Linked DNA regions of Homo sapiens: region 2 is linked to region 1. The links are chromatin contacts, found by Hi-C or POLR2A ChIA-PET in ENCODE. All regions are on one chromosome and are shown on one strand. Each heading gives the region's core, a stretch centred on a gene start or an enhancer-like site at or near the end of the contact. The rest is flanking DNA. Distances are from core to core; before and after follow the strand shown.

What was found. A loop is a pair of places that touch in the nucleus more often than their neighbours do. ChIA-PET counts read pairs that join two places held with the same protein, here RNA polymerase II (POLR2A). Pooled maps may share reads with other maps.
Region 2: POLR2A ChIA-PET joins it to region 1 with 12 read pairs in HEK293. The contact joins two enhancer-like sites. A Hi-C loop is called at or near these places in 1 of 50 pooled maps. POLR2A ChIA-PET finds 5 or more read pairs at or near these places in 2 of 52 experiments (HEK293 and activated T-cell).

Annotation. Positions count from the first base shown.
Region 1 is chr2:38,214,305-38,221,586 of GRCh38, reverse strand. The region is part of intron 1 of LOC102723739 (a long non-coding RNA gene); the gene reads left to right. Among named protein-coding and RNA genes, the nearest start is that of CYP1B1-AS1, 87 kb to the right of the region's middle. Within about 2 kb of position 2,782, at least 3 of the 41 ENCODE cell types and tissues checked have a DNase peak (open chromatin) inside an H3K27ac peak, as active enhancers do.
Region 2 is chr2:38,496,543-38,503,824 of GRCh38, reverse strand. All of the region lies in intron 1 of LINC02613 (long intergenic non-protein coding RNA 2613), which reads left to right. Among named protein-coding and RNA genes, the nearest start is that of LINC02613, 16 kb to the left of the region's middle. Within about 2 kb of position 3,836, at least 10 of the 41 ENCODE cell types and tissues checked have a DNase peak (open chromatin) inside an H3K27ac peak, as active enhancers do.

The sequences.
Region 1 (7,282 bases), core at 1,533-4,032:
CCTTAGGAGTCCAATGAGTATAATGGGTGGACCCTCAGTAAGACCCTGGGTATTGGCTGAAGTCAGAGGTAGTGCAAACATTTTGCTTACTCTTCTTATGTGTACAGAAACCAGGAAAGGCCAGGCATGCATTTCTGGTTCTTCTGTGGGATATAAGGATGCCTAATGTACAATTCAGCTAGATGAAATTGGAAGCCATTTTTTTTTTTTAGGAACATTAAGTGCTCTAAGGCAATGTTCACTTCCATTTTTTGTAATAGCTTCTTTAAGATATAATTCACATGCCATACCATTCACCCACTTAAAGAGTACAATTCAATGGCTTTAATATATCCATGAAGTGGTGCAACCATCACCACAATGAACTTCAGAATAGTTCATCAACTAAGAAAGAAGCTCTGTACACATTAGCTGTCTCCCTCCAATCTCCCCATCCCCCTCAGCCCTAAGCTAATCTACTTTCATCTGTATGTATTTGTTTATTCTGGAAATTTTATGTAAATGGAATCATATAATATGCGCTTTTTTTGTGACTGGCTTCTTTCACTTGTTTTCAAGGTTCATCTATGTTGTAGTATGTATCAGTACTTCATTCTTTTTTATGACCAAATAAAATACCATTGTGCATATATACCACATTTTGTTTATTCATCAGCTGTTGGACATTTGGGTTGTTTTTAGCTATTATGAATAATGCCATTGTGAACATTCACATACAAGTTTTTGTGTAGACCTGTTATTATTCCTTTTTTTTTTTTTTTTTTTTTTTGAGACGGAGTCTCACTCTGTTGCTCAAGCTGGAGTGCAGTGGCGCAATCTTGGCTCACCACAACCTCCACCTCCCGGGTTCAAGCGATTCTCTTGCCTTAGTCTCCTGAGTAGCTGGGATTACAGGCACACACCATGCCTGGTTAATTTTTGTATTTTAGTAGAGATGGCGTTTTGCCATATTGGCTAGGCTGGTCTCAAACTCCTGACCTCAAGTGATCTGCCTGCCTTGGCCTCCTGAAATGCTTGGATTACATGCACGAGCCACCATGCCTTGTCCTGTTTTCATTTCTCTCGGGTATATAACTAGGAGTGGATTTGCTAGACCAAATGGAAAGTCTGTGATTACATTTTTGATGAGCTGTTAGACTGTTTTCCAAAGTGATGGTGCCATTTTATATTTCCACCAGCAGTGTATGAAGGTTTCAATACTTTCACATCCTCACCAACACTTGTTATTATTTGACTTTTTAAAACTACAGCCCTGTTATTGGTTGTGAAGTGGCTATATCATTATGGTTTTGGCATGTGTTTACCTAATGACTAATGACGTTGGACATCTTTTCATGTGCTTATTGGCCATTTGTGTATCTTCTATGGAGAAATACTTGTTCAGTTTTTTTGTCTATTTTCAAATTGGGTTATTTGGCTTTTTATTATTGACTTGTAAGAGTTCTTTATGTATTCTAGGTACAAGTCCTTTATCAGATATGATTTGTCAATATTTTCTCCTATTCCTTGGGTTGTCTATTCACTTTCTTGATGGTGTTCTTTGAAGCACAAAAGTGTTCAATTTTGTTGAGGTCTAACATTTATTTATTTTTTCTTTGATTGCTTGTACTTTTGATGTCATGTCTAAAAATCCATTGCTAAATCCAAGGTCATGAAGATTTACCCCTATGTTTTTTTCTAGTAGTTTTATAATTTAGTCTCTTAAATTTAGATCTTTGATCCATTTTGAGTTCATTTTTGTATACGGTATGAGGTAACTTCCCTTCTGTCAAAGCATCTGGCAGTATTTGCAATCCTAGCTTCTTTGACACTTTGGATTTGGGAGAGAGGGTATGAAGAGCAGAGCCTCTAGCCAACTCACAAGTGACATATAGCGTGAGCAAGAAATAAACGCTTATTGTTTCAGCTGCTATGATTTGAGGGTTGTCTGTTACTATAATATAATTAAGTCTATGCTGATTGATGCAAGCCTCTTATCAGATTCTGTTATATTTGGTTTTATTCTCTCCCACCTTGACCATTGTCCATCTTGTATGCTGTTTGCAAATTTATCTTTCTGAAATATAGTCCCAGTCAGGACACTCTATCATTTACTTAAGCTATTTGGTGGCTTGCAAACTTCTTAGTGTGACATTCAAGGCCCTTAGGATCCTGCTCCAATTGCATTGCCAGAATTATTTCCTTCCTTCATATAATTTTGTTTCAGTCAAAAAGAAATCACTTGCAATTCTCTCATATGTTCTGCTTTCCCTTCTCCACGTTTGTTAATGCTTTTCCCTCCACCTGGAGTGCTTTTTGTTGCTTGCTGGCCTGCGGAGATTCTACTCTTCACCTCCTCGTTGCAGACCGATTTGCTGTAGCTGGGTCCCTTCCTTTGTTGAGGGCTCAATGTGCATGAGATGCACAGATACGACAGTTCCTCACAAATACAGCCTTTCCCCCAACACTTGTCTGGAGGACCCAGAACATAACCTCATCTCATTTTTTTCTCTTCTTTACTTTGCAAAGAGGAGGTGCTCAGTACAGATTTGTTGAACAAACTAAGGAACAAATGAATTCCTGATTTTGCTTCCTGTGTCCTCAAAATAACAGCAGCAGCAGCAGCAGGATCCTTTTCAGTTCATTAACAATCATGTTGCACAAAACAGATGCTGGCGAATAGTAGATGCGCTGCCAAATACATGTGCGCTTCTGGAGTTCTTCATTTTGACAGAAAAATGAGTCCTTGTGTACAGCCACAGCCTTTCCCTGGAAGCAGCCACCTTTATGACAGTCTCCCCATGAGGAGGAGAGGTTCCTCCAAGCCCCAGGGGTTTACAATCCCATGTGATTCCTCGTGAATAGTCCTGCCTGCTGGCAGGGCTGGGGCAGCACAGAGAAGGTCTGGGGACACTGACCCAGAGCAGATGTGTAACAGCTCAAACTGCAAAGCCTCTCAGGAAACCATCAGCCAGAGGCACAACCACAGCCATTGTCTGCTGTTCCCTGCCAAACCTCCACCTTTCCTCTGTCATCTTCATCTCTGATTCCCCAGAGGACCCGTCTCTGACTACCAGACCTCAGCGCTCCCTGGGAAAGGCCCCCAGGGAGGATTTGTCCCTGACTCCTCCTAAACATCCCAAACCAGCTAGACAGAAGGAGCACATTTTAGTAAAGTATTGGGTGTTTTTATAATAAAGCATACGGGGGAAAAAATGTATTCTTTCAGGCGGCCGATAACAAGAAGTAGCTGAGGTGCCTTCACCCTATGAGGGCACAGGGAGAAGGTAGCAGTCTGCGACCTGGAGGAGCACCCTCACCAGGACACGACTTTGCTGGCACCCTGATCTCAGACGTCCAGCTTCCAGACTATGAGAAATAAATGTTTGTAGCTTATAAGTCAAATAAAAAAGAAAGAGACAGAAAGAAAGAAAAGAGAAAGCAAGAGAGCAAGAAAGGAAGAAGGAAAGAAAGAAGGAAAGAAAGAAAAATAAAGGAAGGAAGGAAGGAAAGAAAGAAAGAAAGAAAGAGAGAGAGAGAGAAAGTAGTTGAGTGAGCCTGTGGATCCCTGTAGCTTAATTGGGACTGAATCATAAGACAGGGCAAAACTCTGGGGATGTGTTGCAAAAACATTGACTCTGGGTGCCAGCCTCAGCCCTGTGCCTGTGAGACCTTAGGCAAACTGTGGTTAGTTAATTCCGTTAATTAACCCCCTGAGCCACTGATTCCTTATCCTAAAAACAGGGAAATGCCTACCTCACCCAATCTTCTATTAGGCAAATTAATGAACTAACATAGGGAAATTACTGGCACACGGTGAACACTCAGAAAATATTAGATTCTTTTCCTTTGAAGGAGGCATTGAGGATGGCAAAGAGGCTGCTACTCAGATTCAGGGACCGGCAAAACGAGGACAAATATTGATGGAGTTCCCACCAACTGCGGGAGCCCAGTGTCTGCTGGCTGGTGCAGACAAGCACACAGGCGATTGGAGACAGGGTGATATGGACCATCTGGAGCTTGTGAGCTCATATGTGGGGCACCTACTCTTGGGAGTAGAGGGAAGGGAGGGTTCCAGGAGGGGTCCCTGTAAGCCAGGTTAGAGGATTAGTAGGAATTAACTGGGAAAAGTGTATGAAACAGCATTCTGGACAAAGGGAACAGTTAATATGAAGACTTGGAAGCCAGAAATCCTTGTGAATAGTGGACTGCTGGTAATAAAAATAATAAAAACACCAGCTGTGGACCTACTATGTACTAAGCACTCTGCTAAATGTTTTATATACATTGTTGCCTTAATTTTCACAACAACTCTTTGAGCGATGTATTATTAATCACACTGTTTCACAGAGGAGGAAACTAAGATCCAGAAGCATAAAGGAATCTTTGTAAGATCATGGAGCTTGCAGAAGATGGGGAAGGGCTTTGATCAAGACTCCTTGATCAAAGAGTCATTGCCAGCTCTTGCTCCTAACCACTGTACAGAGCTGTCATCAGTAACTGGTTGTGCCTGAGGAAGTACTTCCTGTAGATGTTGGGGTGGCCACTCCTCTAGGCAAGCCTGTTAAATCAATGGTTAGGTAAACAGAACAGATCCATGAAGCCAGTCTAACTCTGCCCTTACACCCTACCTGGCCACCATGTAGATGCCCATTGGGCCAGTGCAAAACCACTCCCATGATTGACCAAAGAACTACTCACAGGGATGCAGTCCAATAAAGGTGTGTTGTGGGGGGCCTGCCTCCCATGGATGCTAGGCACACAGACTGCCATGTGAATCCTGCCCTCCAGGGTTGTGAGGAGTGGCAGTCTTGTGCCATTTGGATGATCTGGTATGTTGGCATTTGTTGAGAAAGTGAGTTACTGACTAGGTCTTGGAGCTCATTTGTTTTTCAGATTAATGAAGAAAACATCTTTCTTGCATTAGAGTTTGGCCCAATTTGAAACATAGTAATGGCGTTAGGTGATTTGGGAAGGAGGGGTGGATACTGGAGGAGACAGATAGTTGTCATAATTTAAGCAAAAATATTTTCCAGTCTTCAAGTGAGAAGTACATTTGACACATAGAAAACGATTGGTGCTTGTGGAGTTCTATCTATGTTGATACTTTTCTCTGTTAAATTTCCTGCCATTATCTTAAAAAGTAAAGACCCATTATGAACACATGAAAAGATGCTGAACATCACTAGCCATCAGGAAAATGCAAATCAAAATCACAAGGAGATACTACTTTGCACTCAGTAGCATGGTGAGTACAAAAAGGCAGGTCAAAAAGATGGGTAATAGCAAATATTGATCAAGATGTGGAGAAATTAGAACCCTCATACATTGCTGATGGGAATGGGAAATGGTGCAACAGTTTTGGAAAACAGCCTAGTAAATCCTCAAAAGGTTAAACCCAGAGCTACTGCATGACTCAGCAGTTCTACTTCCAGGTATTGCACCCAAGATAAATAAGAACACATGTCCACAAAAACAAACACAAACACAAACAAAAAAACACCCTTGTACATGAAGATTCATAGCAGCATTATTCATCACAGCCAAAATATGGAAACAACCCAAATGTTCATGACTGGTAGATGGATAAACAAAGTGGGGTGTATCCCTGCAATGGAATATTATTTTGCAATAAAAGGAAATAAAATAGTGATAAATCTTGAAAATATTATGCTAAATTTAAAAAATTTGTTACAAAGAATTATGTATTACATGATTCCATTTATACAAAATATCTAGAATAAGCAAATCTGTGCAGATAAAAGGTAGATTGGTGGTTGCCTGGGGCTGTGTGTGGGCTGGGGAGAAATGGGGAGTGACTGCCAATGAGTATGGGGTTTCTTTCTGGCGTGATGAAAGCATTTTAATATTGAATGCGATGTTCATACAACTCTGTTAATACACTAAAACCATTGAATTGTACACTTTCAATGAGTGAATTGTATGGTATGTGAATTACATCAATGAAGTTGTTTAAAATAACAGCTATTATGAGCTATAACCCCCACACATGGGCTTATCAACACACTTTCCTCTCTATTCCATAGTCATTCTCATTATAGCTCCTTGGGGCCAGCAGAAAAGGAGAGTTGTGTTTACTAGATAAGGAAACCAGGCACAGTGGGACTGTGGCAGTTCCCCAAGCTCCATCGTTTTGCAGAAGGTTCATCTGGCACCCTGATCTTCTGGCAACTAGTTCCAGACATATTTGACAGACCTGATTTTCAAGCTATGCTCTATAGAACCTCTTCAAGGAAGGCTCTTGGGTGGGGGGCTGTGGGATGGCGTGGGCATGGACAGGTACAGTTGCTGATCAGGCCAAGCTCTGGCCTCCTACTTAACTTGAATCAAAGCACTTCTGGTTTTAAATCAACGCATTGAGCTCGTGCATATGCTTTCTTTGGAAAAAGGGTTACCCAGCCAAAATTCACTGCCCTTAGATGTATGATTCTTAGATTGAAAAGATAATGAGATAACACTTCCCTCAGCCTCAGCATCCAAAGTGCTGATGTGTCTTCAGAAACAATGTCCACATTTCAAACAAAAAGATGATAACTTGGGCTGCCAAGGTCTTATTGCTTTCATGTTGATTCTTTGCTGAGGAATGCATTCACAAGGTGTCTATTTACAGCACTAATTGACAACAAATAAGTGATAAATATTGTTCTTGGCCAAAATATATTCTGTTGCTAGAAAACAACACAGTGTGTTTATGAAATTACCAGAAAACACTGTCACCAAACAGTAATATTGTATAAGAAGTCCTTGTCCCCAGAAATGTTCCTATTCTCACCCCAGATTGTTTTTAGAAGCAGAAGTTGTTTCTCAACAAAATCTAGTTCTGTTCTCAATTTGTCTTAATAAGGAATGACATAAGTTTACCAGACTAAGGAGTCCATTTTTCATTCCCTGGGTTTAATCTGTGCAGACAGAAAGCTGTAAATATCATAAGTAGTTGTAGCTGGCTGGCTGGCCTTGAAGGGGCCCATTTGTTAAGGACCATGGTTCGTTGATTTCATGTGTGTCTTCCAAGGGCCAAGAGGCTGTTTGCCCATCATCACTATGCGGTCTGGGGAACAAAAGCCGGGGGCCCAGAAGCCTGTGTTGAAGGATGACGTGACCTTTGACCACCACTAGAAAGGCCTGGAGGGAAAGAGGCAAAGTCAGGCTCCAGTAAGGTTTAATGACAGATCTTGTTAGGGTTAAAAAAACAGCTCAGGCATCCAGCTGGGGCTTCATCTGGGGAGGTACTCAAAGGGCCTTCAGTGACAGCCACCCAGGCACCATGCATAACTGCACCAGG
Region 2 (7,282 bases), core at 2,587-5,086, 280 kb before region 1:
GCTAGGACAGGTAAGAGCAAGGTACAATGGCACCTACTGGAGACCCCAGGAGACCTAAACCTGAGAGCTGGGGAAAGCTTCCTGGGGAAATGACATCTCAACTGAGACCTGAAGGAACAGGACTTAGCCAGGTGCTCTGTGTAGGGGTTGAGGCAGAGTGGGGGTGACTGTTAGGAAATAGAGATTGAAATTATAGACAGAGCAAATAGCAAGGGCAAAAGGAAAGAGCAAGGCCAAGAATGATTTGGAGGGGGAAATACTGGAGTCAAGGAAACTAGGTAAGAGATTGGGAATGAAAGGCATCCTTTGCTTCAGGGAGTCTATGGGAAGAGGCTTTCTTCTTCTCTCTCCCCTTCTCTTTATTTTCTCCTTCTCTCTCTTTTGTTTTCCCCCTCATTAAATACTTTGTGATTCTTCTATGCATTTAGGAGTGTGTTGGTGACTCCAAATGAAGGAGATGGTGGCAGTGGTATTGGGGTAGGAAGTGGTGTGTGGTAGGTAGAATAATGGCCCCCCTAAAGGCGTTCATTTCCTAATCCCCAGAACATGTGAAAATGTTACTTTATAAGACTTGGATTAAGTTAAGGATCTTGAGATGGGGAGGTTATCCTTGATTATCTGGGTGGGCCCAAGGTAATCACAAGAATCCTTAAAAGATGGAAGAAGAGAGAACTTTGTTGAAACTGTAGGGGCCACGGGAAAATTCCCCTTCACTCTCTGAAGGTTTGCTGAAAAATCAACTCACAAATGGCAGATTACTTGGAGAAAAGGCATATAAACATATTTAAGGCTTATTTATTTAAGGCTCTATGTATAACACAAGAGCCTTCAGAATGAAGACCCAAAGATACAGGGGAAATTGTCCATGTTTATGCTTAGGTTCAGAAAAGTATGGACAGCCATGTAGAAATATGATTGGACAAAAAGATTATGATCTAATGCTAATGTAATTTCCTCATGGGTTCTTCTTGCCTGCTGCCCAGAAAAGCCAGTTCACTGAGAACAGCAGGTGTTGCAGCAAAGAAAGAGTTCACTAATCACAGGGCCAGTCAAGCAGAAGGACGGAAGATAATTCTCAAGTCCACCTCCCTGAGAACTCAGAGGCTAGGGTTTTTTAAGGGTAGTTTGGTAGAGGCAGAGCTACGGAATGGGTATGCTGATTGGTTGGGTTGGGAAGGAAATCACAGAGGGTTGAAGCTGTCTTCTTGTGCTGAGTCAGTTCCTGGGTAGGGGGTCACAAGACCAATTGAGACAGTTTCTTGGTAATGGGTTAACTGGTCTGGATGGCACCAGCTGGTTCATCAAAATGAAAGGTCTGAAAGATACCCTCAAACACCAATTTTAGGTTTTACAATAGTTATGTTATCTATAGGAGCAATTGAAGAGGTTACAAATCTTGTGACTTTTGCTTCTGAGGCTGCTTCTGAGACCTTCATTTTGGGATATTATTTTCTGGGCCCCAACAATGCTCTGCTGTTTTCTTTGAAGCTGGAGGAAGGGGCCACAAGCCAAGGAATGCAGGTGGCCTCTGGAAGCTAGGGAAGGCAAGGAAGCAGATCCTTTTCTAAAGCCTCCAGAAGGACCACAGCCCTGCTGACATCTTGATTGTAGGAGTTTTGACCTTCAGAACTATAAGATAATAAACTTGTGTTGTTTTAATGCACTAAGTTTGTGGCAGTTTGTTACAGCAGCAATAGCAAACTATACGAGGTGAATAGGCTCCAGAGTGGTTTAGGAAATAATTTGATTAGAAGGAGGAGATGAGAGAAAGGCCTCCTTGGATTTCTGGGTCAGGCATTAAGGTGAATTGAGGTACCATTCCCTGAGCTAGGGCCCAATGGCGAGGGGATGGCGGGGAGGGCTGGTGATGGCATATTCACTTTTGGACATGTTGGGGTTGCAGTGTCCATGGGAGTTCAAGGTGAAGGTGTCCAGTAAGCACTTGTCTGTTGGGACAGGGGCTGGTCTGGAGGCTGAGGGTGTTCATGGTCATTGAAGTCACAGCCCAGGTGGTGGGGCCATGAGAGTGACATTGAGAGGAAAAGAGAGCTGGGGCCAGAGCCTGACATTTGAGGGAAGATCTCTTTGTAGGTCGGGAAATAGAGCAAAACATGCCTCTGCGGGATTGTTTTTTGCTTTGTAAACTTTTCAACCCTTGTATATTCTTTGCTCCCTGGTGTTTTTTCAAAACTTTATCTTGTGTACAAATGGGCAGATTTCGGTTCTCCACTCCTGGACTATCCCTCTCATTCCTGCTAGTGCCTTCCCGAATACAGAACGCCATTGAGGGGGGGATTTAAACTGTTTCTGGACTCCAGTTGCCTCTCTTGTGACCCTGCTTTCTTTCTTTCTTTCTTTTTTTTTTTTTTTTTTTTTTGAGACGGAGTCTTGCTCTGTTGCCCAGGCTGGAGTGCAGTGGCATGATCTCGGCTCACTGCAACCTCCTCTGCCTCCCAGGTTCAAGTGATTCTCCTGCCTCAGCCTCCCAAGTAGCTGGGATTACAGGTGCATGCCACCACTCCTGGCTAATTTCTGTAGTTTCAGTAGAGACGGGGTTTCACCATATTGGCCAGGCTGGTCTCGAACTCCTGACCTTGTGATCCACCCACCTCAGCCTCCCAAAGTGCTGGGATTACAGTCATGAGCCACTGTGCCCAGCACCTGACCCTGCCTTCTATGCTAGGCTCCTGCTCCCAAGCGTCCTCTGCAGAGGCTCACAAAGACAAGCCTCAGTGCTAGCTCATGATCCCAGCAATCTCCCTGCACGCCACTTCTCCCCACCCTTCTCTGTCCATGTCTTGACCTGTTCCTACCTACTTTTTCCTTGGGTTCTCCTACTCACATTTTGAGTCTTGTTGCTGGCCCCGTCCAGAGGAAGCAGCCTTCCTGACTCTGTACCTGGCATAGCAACCTTAGCTTAATTTTGCCATTTCAGGATTTGAGAACCCCAGGCCCACTCCCCAACTTTTGCACTTACTGTTCTCCCTGCCTAGAACGCACTTCTAGAAGGGACCTCTGAGTTGGCCTGACTCAACTTTCAAAGCAGTGTAGGATTTTTGTACACCAAAGGTAGTTTTGCTTTCTCTATCACATGGATTGTACACAACTGTTTACTTGTTTTCGTCTCTCTTCTTGATCACAAATTCCTTGTGAGCAGGGACCCTGGTTTATTCATCTCGTATCTTCAGCACCTAACATACCACGTGGTTCAATAAATTTTTCTGTTGGACAGAACCCTTCTAGACTGGATCATTATGTCTTCACTCTGACAGCGAGGTGAGCGTGCGTCGGAGGAAGATGTTTTCCTCGCCTGAGTCCTGACAGGCAGTGTACTAATTAGCAACAGGTGAATAGCAGCACGCAACCCACATGCTTCCCTTACATAACACGCAGTCTTCTCCTGCTCCTCGCTGTCTCCAAGCTTTGCACAAGCCCCGGTTGCCTGCTCCTCTGCACCAGAGGTTGCAGGGATCACGCATCTCTTGGCCTCTCTAACAGATACCTGTGCTTGGCCTCACATATCTGGCTCGACAACCTGAGCCAGGCAGCCAGCAGGAAGGAATCGCCTCTGTCCTGGAATGTCTTGGCAGGTCTGGAATCCAGTTAGGGAGAGTGCTAGTTGGAATGTTTGGCTGGGAGGAGCGAGGAGGCTAAGGGATAACTGCATAACTGAGTCTCCAGGGCTCTAAAATCCCATTTTTCCTGGGGTTAGGGAGGAGACTCAGGGTTGAGAAATGCAAGATAATTGAATTTGGAAAGGAAAAGGAGATGGAAAGCATGTGAGCAACCTAGCTGCTGCTGGCGGATCACATGCCGGCCTCTGAGCACTTGTTTCCAAAGGCAAGAGCCAGCTGGTGTAGGTCTTAAGGGTACTTCTCAGTTGCCTCAGACACACAGCTCAGGGGAAGTCAAATGCAGCCGGAGCCCCCCTCCCCACATCTCTGTGTACTGTTTTGCACTCCCCTCAACCTAGAAAAAGAAGGAAGACTGAGTTGATCAAATTACATGCTGGCCCTGCTGTACCTCCTCCTCACCCCCAAGGTTAAAATTGTGGATTCAGTAATATGCATAATAACCCCGGAAACATTGAGTTCTATGGCACAGAAACCTTGTGCATTTCTGCAAAGGCAGTTTAAATACAAAAGCCAAAAATAGACCCATAAATAGCACAAGGGTGAAATATTTAAGACTCTGATAGCTCAATGGGCCTGCCGTTTTGCTAAACAAGTGGTTCTCAAACGAGATCGCAAGAAGGGCTTATTAAAATACAGATTGCTGGCCCTACCCCTACAGATTCTGCTTCTGTAGGTCTGGGCCGGGCAGACCACTGGGTCAGGTTCTGAGATCCCCAGTGATGCTGATGTTGTTGGTCCAGGGAACCTTGCTTTGAGAACTGTCTTTTTTTTTTTTTTTTTTTTTTTTTAAACAGCTAAAGAAACTTATTTAGAGAGAAATACGTAAAACAAATAGACAGAAAAGCTGCTATGTGAAAACCGGGCCTCAGGGCAGTCACAAGCAGAAGCCTGCAGATACTTTACATTGTCCCTTGTGTGGTAGGGTAGGTCACCCTCTCCCAACGGCTTTTCCAAAGGGTACCCTGGGATTCACACCCTTTCCGCTTTGTGGCTCCTACAGTGCCCCTTCCCCACAGTGCCTACTGCATCCAAACTCTTGGTACACAGCTAAGGAAAGGTGAATCTAGGATGCAGTCCACCAAAGACTATGGGATTTAGAGTTTAGAAAGTTCAGCTTGTATAGGCTGGGGCGGGGGTGGCTCACGCCTGTAATCCCAGCACTTTGGGAGGCTGAGGCGGGTGGATCACCTGAGGCCAGGAGTTCGAGACCAGCCTGACCAATATGGTGAAACCCTGTCTCTACTAAAAATACAAAAAAAAAAAAAAAAAAAAAAAATTAGCCAGGCATGGTGGTGTGTGCCTGTAGTCCCAGCTACTTAGGAGGCTGAGACAGGAGAACTGATTGAACCCGGGAGATGGAGGTTGCAGTGAGCCAAAGTCACGCCACTGCACTCCAGCCCGGGCAACAGAATGAAACTCGATCTCAAAAAAAAAAAAAAGAAAAAGAAAGTTCAGCTTGTATCAACCAAAAATATCACCAAGTTATTTCCAAGCCTTTCTAGTTTTCTGTTCCCTTCCATGACCCCAACCCTGTCTTTAAGTCTAGTGACTTTAAAAGCCAATATTTCTCCTTGAGTGATTTCCTCCACTCTTCCCCAAGAACACACATTTCTCTGCGGAAACTGAATTATTGCTTTTGTCCTTAGTTTCCTGGAAGAATCAAGATAATTTTCTGCATGGCCTTCATGTCAACTCTTTTGATTTCACTCCAGTATTTCTCTCTCATAGGCTCTCAATTCTTTCATGGAAACTTCCTGAGTTAAAGTCCGCTACGTCTTCCCCACTCTGAGATTACAGCATCAATTTCATCTCCTCTTGAGAATTCTCATTCCTCGCCCAACCAGCTGCCTTGGCCTACTTTAGACCACTTTGCTGTGAGAGGAAGTCACTCTCTCCCCTGGGGTTAAGCTCTCACTTTCTAGCCATAACCTCACATCTGTCACTCAAGTGCAACCCCTGCCCCACCCCCACTTTCCTCTGGTGGATGAGCATTGTGGTGGAGAGAGGGTGGAGGGATGGGAATAAGTGGGGGTGGAAGATGGGAGAGGTGGAGATTATTTGTTACTGAAACATTCATTTTAGGAAAAATCAGATCCTTGATTTCCTTCCTTTATGCTTAAAAAAAATGCAATTTGGTGTTGTCTTTAATTTGGGGTGAGGTTCCTTAATGGGTCCTGTCTTCATGGTCTCTGAAGGTCTTAATCAGACTGACTGCTGCAGCCCAGCGATCAAATCTTATGACTCCAGGATATTTCAGCGGGAGAACCTTGCACATTGCTTAATGAATGGGCTGTTTTAGTTTTACACTGTTCAAATATTTGCTGAAGGAAAGAGTGAATTATGCTCCATAGGCCTTAGCTTAGCTGGATGGTGGGATTCACAATTACAGTGTCACACCTCACGTAGACTCTACCTCAGAAAACATCTTACATTTAAAAATATTTTTGAGGTTAAAAAAGGCAAAATCTGCAAAACTTTTTTTTTTTTTTTTTTTTTTACCTCCACAAAGAAAACCTCAATGCCTCCTCCCCTCAGCCAAGTATAAAGAGTGTAATTTTCTCCTTGAGGAAAGTGACATAAGTCATCTGACAGGGCCTGCATGATCCGGGTCACTCACTGCAAGTGCTCCGGCAGCATCTTCCTAACACAGAAGCTTCCTGAGATTGCACATTGGCATCCGTTCGTGGTAAGGCTGGAGGATGGAGCTGTGCTATTTCTTACCTTAGGACTTATGAAGCAAGCATCTGTGGAAGCCGGGGTGACAGAGTCCAAGGTTTAGCTTGGGATCTGCTTCAAGGACAAAGACTTTTGTGTCATCTGAGCAAATATTAGGAACTGGTCACTGCTGTGTGCCACTCACAGCTCACATCTGGGTGTTAGGAAATCCAAACCTGCAGCCAAGGCTGTCATTCTGGCTGGGTATGAATGTATCAGCTACAAGAGGCTGCAGCCAAGTGCAGAAATCCAGCCAGCAGCTAACCCAACACAGAAGAGTCACTCTAAGTGCAATGGCCACCCTCTTCCTCTCCTGTTCTCCTGCTCCAGAGGGGAACTTTCTAGGGGTCATCCAGATGATCGTCTCTGGACAGCCTGAATTAGAACCACTGCAGAAACCAAGTGTGCACAGCTGAAACCACCCTCTGCCCCGGCCCTTTACCAAGCAGACTGGTCAGCCCAGCGAGGCCCCCAGCATATGGGGCTCAGTTCTTCAGGCTGCCTCCTTGGAAATGGCAGAGCAAAATCACTGCAGGCTGGGTGCATGCCCTCCCCACCCTGGGGCATGCCAATGGGGTCAGTGACAACTGTTTCCAATTAAGGGCTTTGCTGAGAAGAACAGACTGTGTTCTGGAAATAAAACCCCCTTTAAAAATGTCCACTTCATCCTGGACTCAAGATAGGAAATTTCAATGTTCCTAACCAGAAAACGTAAAGGCAAAGGAAAAGCTGGAGAGTCCCTTTTCTAAACCTTCTTTAGAGATATTTAAAGCAAAAATAATTCTCCATGCCTTCCCGAGGGAGCTCTTTAGGCCCAGGGTTGTTTACTCGACTTCTCTTGCTGATTTGGTGGCATGCGTGGGCTCATGCGCCCCTCTGCAGTAGGGTGTACATCCAGGAAATCGTGGAGTAGGGGTTTTGTCCAGGACACC